Regions from separate parts of the Homo sapiens genome. Here region 1 is linked to region 2. The links are chromatin loops, found by intact Hi-C in ENCODE. Cell type or tissue: endothelial cell of umbilical vein. All regions are shown on one strand.

What was found. A loop is a pair of places that touch in the nucleus more often than their neighbours do. Peaks named below come from ENCODE experiments on the same cell type or tissue, not always from the same donor. Only the 100,000 strongest peaks of a DNase experiment are listed, where the experiment ranks them.
Region 1: a loop joins it to region 2, with 3 times the contacts of the local background. A loop is called at or near these places in 5 of 110 quality-filtered maps.

The regions. Positions count from the first base shown.
Region 1 is chr6:25,601,371-25,603,870 of GRCh38, reverse strand. All of the region lies in intron 33 of CARMIL1 (capping protein regulator and myosin 1 linker 1), which reads right to left. Among named protein-coding and RNA genes, the nearest start is that of SCGN, 50 kb to the left of the region's middle. In endothelial cell of umbilical vein, a CTCF peak has its summit at 1,298 (motif pointing right); a DNase peak (open chromatin) is centred at 1,320.
Region 2 is chr6:25,713,442-25,715,941 of GRCh38, reverse strand. No RefSeq gene overlaps it. Among named protein-coding and RNA genes, the nearest start is that of H2AC1, 12 kb to the left of the region's middle. In endothelial cell of umbilical vein, no CTCF peak of the experiment used is centred here; a DNase peak (open chromatin) is centred at 941; H3K27ac peaks cover 1,541 bases.

The DNA of each region.
Region 1 (2,500 bases), 110 kb after region 2:
AAAGTAAAATGCCACTGTCTTGGGGTAGGAGTAGAAAGTTTAGAAAGTCTACACTAGACTGAGGCATTTAGATACAAAAAAAAGATATACAAAGCAAAGTCTGGTGTTTACTTCATAACATCTAAGAATTATATTGACAAAGATGGTCTACATCTACTGCCTGTCTAACAAGCAAAAACACTGTGGACCAGTAGACCAGCAGGCATGATGATTCCCAAGGCAGTCTGACCTTCAGACTGCTGGTTCCTGCTCATCCCATGCTTCTGACAAACCTAAAAAGCTCTGCAGCCAATTCCTAACTTTAAACTGTGTTTGATGATACAGGAAGTATTATTTGAAATGCAGGTGAGATAAGCCTCATTCCCTGAATTCATCAATCTACCCCAGTCACACACTCCCCAGGAGTGCTGGCTCTATCAGAAGGAAGCACCCAAGTGGCAGGAAGGCTGAGGAATTTCTCAGGAAGATGACAAAAGCTCCACTGTCATGAATGCAAGGTGCTGAACAGATCTCCAGGAGGAAATGTGTATACAAGCACTGCAGCTAACACAAGCACACTATTCGGCATCACTATGGAAAAGTGATCCCCTAAAAAGGAAGTCCCATGCCAGCCCTCTGTGCCCAGGACAAGTGTCTGCAGGACAGGGCTGGGGACCATCCATGAAGTCCCCTTTCACATCCTTCCCTTTCAGGTTCCTCCAAGTGCATGGCAGGCACCTGAAAGTGAGGACCTCCTTAAATTCTGTACCCGGGGCACCCCATTTGCCTGCATCTCTAAAGCAATCCTGGGAGTTGTTCTCTTTTCCCTCCCAGATTTTTAAAGTTATTTATAAATCCCAAAGTGACTGTGGGGAATAAGGATAAAATAATACAATGCCCATTGCCTTTGTGTGTGGACAGATGACTTGGAGGCCCCAGAGGAAAATATATGAACTCTAAGTATTCACTGCTTATTTCTCTCTTTTGTCAATAAATGAAAAGTGTCATATCTTCATACTTACAGTTCTTTTTCTTTAAACATATTTATATGTATATATCTCAAATGCCAGCAACGCAAAGAGAATTACTTATAGGAGGGTGAAGACATCATATATTTTATCAACAGTATATTGATCATTGATGCTATTGTTGCTACCTTTAGAAAGAATACAGTCATGGTACTTTAGAAAAAAAATGTTCTAAAGCTAATTTTTGAAAAACTTCATTATTTAATGATTTTGACAGAAGACCCATGACTGGTCTGAATTTTAAATAGCAAGAATTTTTAACAATGGTTGTTTTAAAGTGACACTAGATGGCGCTAACAGATCATTAATACTGTGTAAGCCCTAAACAAATATAAAACCATAAGGGTTTTGTCACTTTAAGTCGATTTATATATCAAATCCAAAGTACATGAATAAAACACTCTAGTAAATGTCATCTTTACACCAAAAAGAAACTGTTAATCATGAAAAACATAAACAGCATATTAATCAAAACCGCACATTCATTGTTATAAAGAAATTCACAACATGGATTAAAATTTTAACATTTCCTTGGGCATCTGACTCACTAATGACATGGTTGTAGTATTATCCAGAATTCTGACCAGTGAGGGCCACACCATGCCTCCTTTGTTGAGTGAGCAGGATATAGTTCTGTGGTCTCTCCCAACTCTAAGGGTTGCTCAGTGAATTAGGAGGGTTCTGCAATTAAAGAATTGCTAAATAATGTTGATGTTGGTGGGAGAACTTTGGTAAATAGTTGTAAGATCAGGTGGGAAGTGGAGTTTAATTTTTAAACATTGGTTGTTTAGAAGCCATATAAAAGAGCTCCCTACACCTGCCATGTAGTTAATTGTTTACTTTCTGAAAGTCAAGGGCTCACCGGGATGAACTGTTTTATTGTGATACTTCAAATAAAATAGACATGTGATTTCCTTTCTTGGAGAACCAGTTGTGTAAAAATAATGGAGCTCAAGATAATGCACAGAAACCACAACCTGACTTAAACATAGGTATGTTCATCTTATCACACAGATACAATCCTTCATGTAGTGAGTGACAAGAGAAAACAGGGGTAAAAAGAAAAGTGAAAAAGACTCCTTATACTTTAAAAGGAGATTTGAAGAATAAATAATGTTTTAAGTCAGATTTGGGGGGAACTCAGCAAATTTTAAACTATGAAGTTATTCTCTGTAGCAACAGATGATATATATCAATGGTCAAATATTCAGTTAATTCTAATAGAATACCTTGAGTGTTTTTTCTTTTGTCTTTGTCTTTTAAATCTGGAATATAGCAAGGCATTCTTAGGTTTAAAAAGAGAATAATTTTTAGGTTTGAAAAGGGAATAAGTTAGAAAATAGTTCCCATTTTTATATATAATCTAGTTTCAGTGTTTTTATTTCCCTCTGTTAGTTCACCTATCTTCAATATTACCCTCAGTCTTCCATCTGGATTCAGCCGACTGTCTTTTCCCCCAGATGTGAGCATTTCACCTGGCCCCGGAACATCTC
Region 2 (2,500 bases):
CCTCCAACAGACTGTAAGCTCTTTGCTTACGGCTTGTGTCCTTGCCTAGCTTGGTGCCTCACTGAAGGAAGCTGTTATGGTGTCCCCACTTCCCCCAGGGAGGAACCATCAATTATGTTTGGGTCTTCTCTCCTCTCTGCTTCCACTCATATATAGGTGTAAAAAGCATAATAAGACAGCAGAAAATAAAAATGATAACATATGGAATCTAACATATGCATCCACTGAGCCACAGAGCTAGGTAACTACCTACACTAATCCTTCCAAGGATTCCGTGAGTAGTTATTTCTACTTTACCTCTATTTTATAGGTCAGGAAACTGAGAGGGATTTTTTTTTTCCTATGGGCCCTGTTACAGGTTGAATTGCATACTCTCCAAATTCAGATCTTGAAGTCTAACCCTCAGTACCTCAGAATACAACCTATTTGTAAATAGGATCATTGCAAATGTAATTAGTTAAGATGAAGTCATACTGGCATAGGGTGGGCCCCTAATCCAATATGAATGGTGTCCTTATAAAAAGAGGAAATTTGGATACAGAGCCAGACATGCAAACAGGGAGAATGCCATGTGAAGATAAAGGCAGACATCAGGGTAGCACTTCTACTAGCCAAGGAACACCAAAGATTGCCAGTAAACCAACAGAAGCTAGGAAAGAGACATGAAAGAGATTCTCCCTCATAGCTTTCAGAAGGAAACAGCTCTGCTAACACCTTAATTTCAGATTTCCAGCCTCCAGAACTGTAAAATGATACATTTCTATTGTTTAAAGCCACCTAGTATGTGATACTTTCTTATGGAAGCTCTAGGAAACTAATATAGTCCCTCAATGAGTTCTTAGCAAAGCTGGGATTTGGGTTCAGCCCTTCTGATTCTCAGTCTAATGCTCTTTTCTTCATAGAGCAGCTGTCTCATTTCCTGAGGGGAAGTGACCACTTCCATCTGATTAATCAGGGACTGCCTCCTGGAAGAAGTGAGCTTTGAGCTGTGCTTGAAGGTGAATAATGTTTTGATGTGTGGAAAAGAGAGTGGAGACAGAGGGTCACACCAAGGGTTAGGAAGGCTCTAGGCAAGTTAAGGCTAGAACAGAGAACCCATATAAGGAAACATATCTGGTTAAAACGTTTGCATATGCTGAGTACTAGCGATATGGCCTCGCAGTGTTTTATAAATCTGCTGGAGATAATAGTTGTGGCCAATACAAAGCCATTTAGGATTTCTGTGAACCTGAGTGTGCCAGTAATTAAAGGGTCAAGCTTTTGTGAAATCAAGTTTTTTCTTTGCCTTCCTGATAAAGGCAGGATGGGAAGTAGAGAGAAGTTTCATGAAATATATCAAATAGCCCAGTCCTACTGCTAGCAGACACTTCTCTCCTGAGTCAGTTACTTGAATCTTTTGCTATTACAAGTGATCCTCTGTCTCTGGAAGATCTTTTTGTGTACCTCAGTTAAGGTAAAGATATTAGGCAAAACATTTGAAAATGAAGTTTTCTTATCCAAAACAGCCAAAGAGAAAATTTTCAGAAAGTGTTGAAGGGACTGGCACAAATGAATGATTTTGGTTAAACTGATCCCTGGGATATCCAAGCATAAGATCGCAGATGGGGCTGGCTGGTGTGGTCCTTTAAGAGATCTCAACAATGACTTGTTCTATCTCAACAATAAGCCCAGAAAATGCTTATTCAAATGGAGATAAAAACGTGATGCAGCCAGCTACAACACTTTGTTCATTTATCTGCTTTGGACTCAAGGGTTTATATATTGAGAATCTACATCTGTTAAAGGTCATCCCCTACTCTCGAGCATGTGAACCAGGCCTGCCAGCCCCCTGGTGACAAGCATGTTTAATTTAATTGCAGGCTGCCCTCTTTGCCAGCTCTTTTTGACTGAACAAGTGCTGGCTTTTTCACCCCTGCCTTAATTTGTGGTTGCAAAAATGCTGTAATCCTGATGCAGCAGCTGAGAATGGCTCTCAGATAATCACTCTGCAAAGCAGTATCATTAGCAATATGAATGCTTGCCTGTGGATTGCTATCATTGTGCATGTAGTAATCAGTGCTGAGTCAGAATGGCATAGATTTATAAAAAAAATACAAAGTGTGCACCAAGAAAGGGTTCCACACAAACTATCCTTCCCTGTCCCTCTCCCAACTGTGCACAACATTCCCTAACTCAATTTTGCTACCATCTGCACTCAAATAACTAGGGGAGTAAAATTTTGCTTCACTGTCTAGAAAAAATGGGCATTATATTTTGACAGATGAAGAAGAGCTGTTTGAGAGTATTCGTTCTCAGATTCTTCTTTGCTATGCTTGGGTCACAGGGAGCCCTGATGTGACACATGGCAGTCTCCCCTCCAACAGCTTGCTGTTTCCCTGGGTTTCTGTTATGAAGCTAGGCCCAATTCCACTGCTCTGGGACCAAAAGGCCTTTCTTTCTTATTCTAGCCAAGGGAATTGTGTTTTGTTTTGTTTTGTTTTGTTTTGTTTTGTTTTGTTTT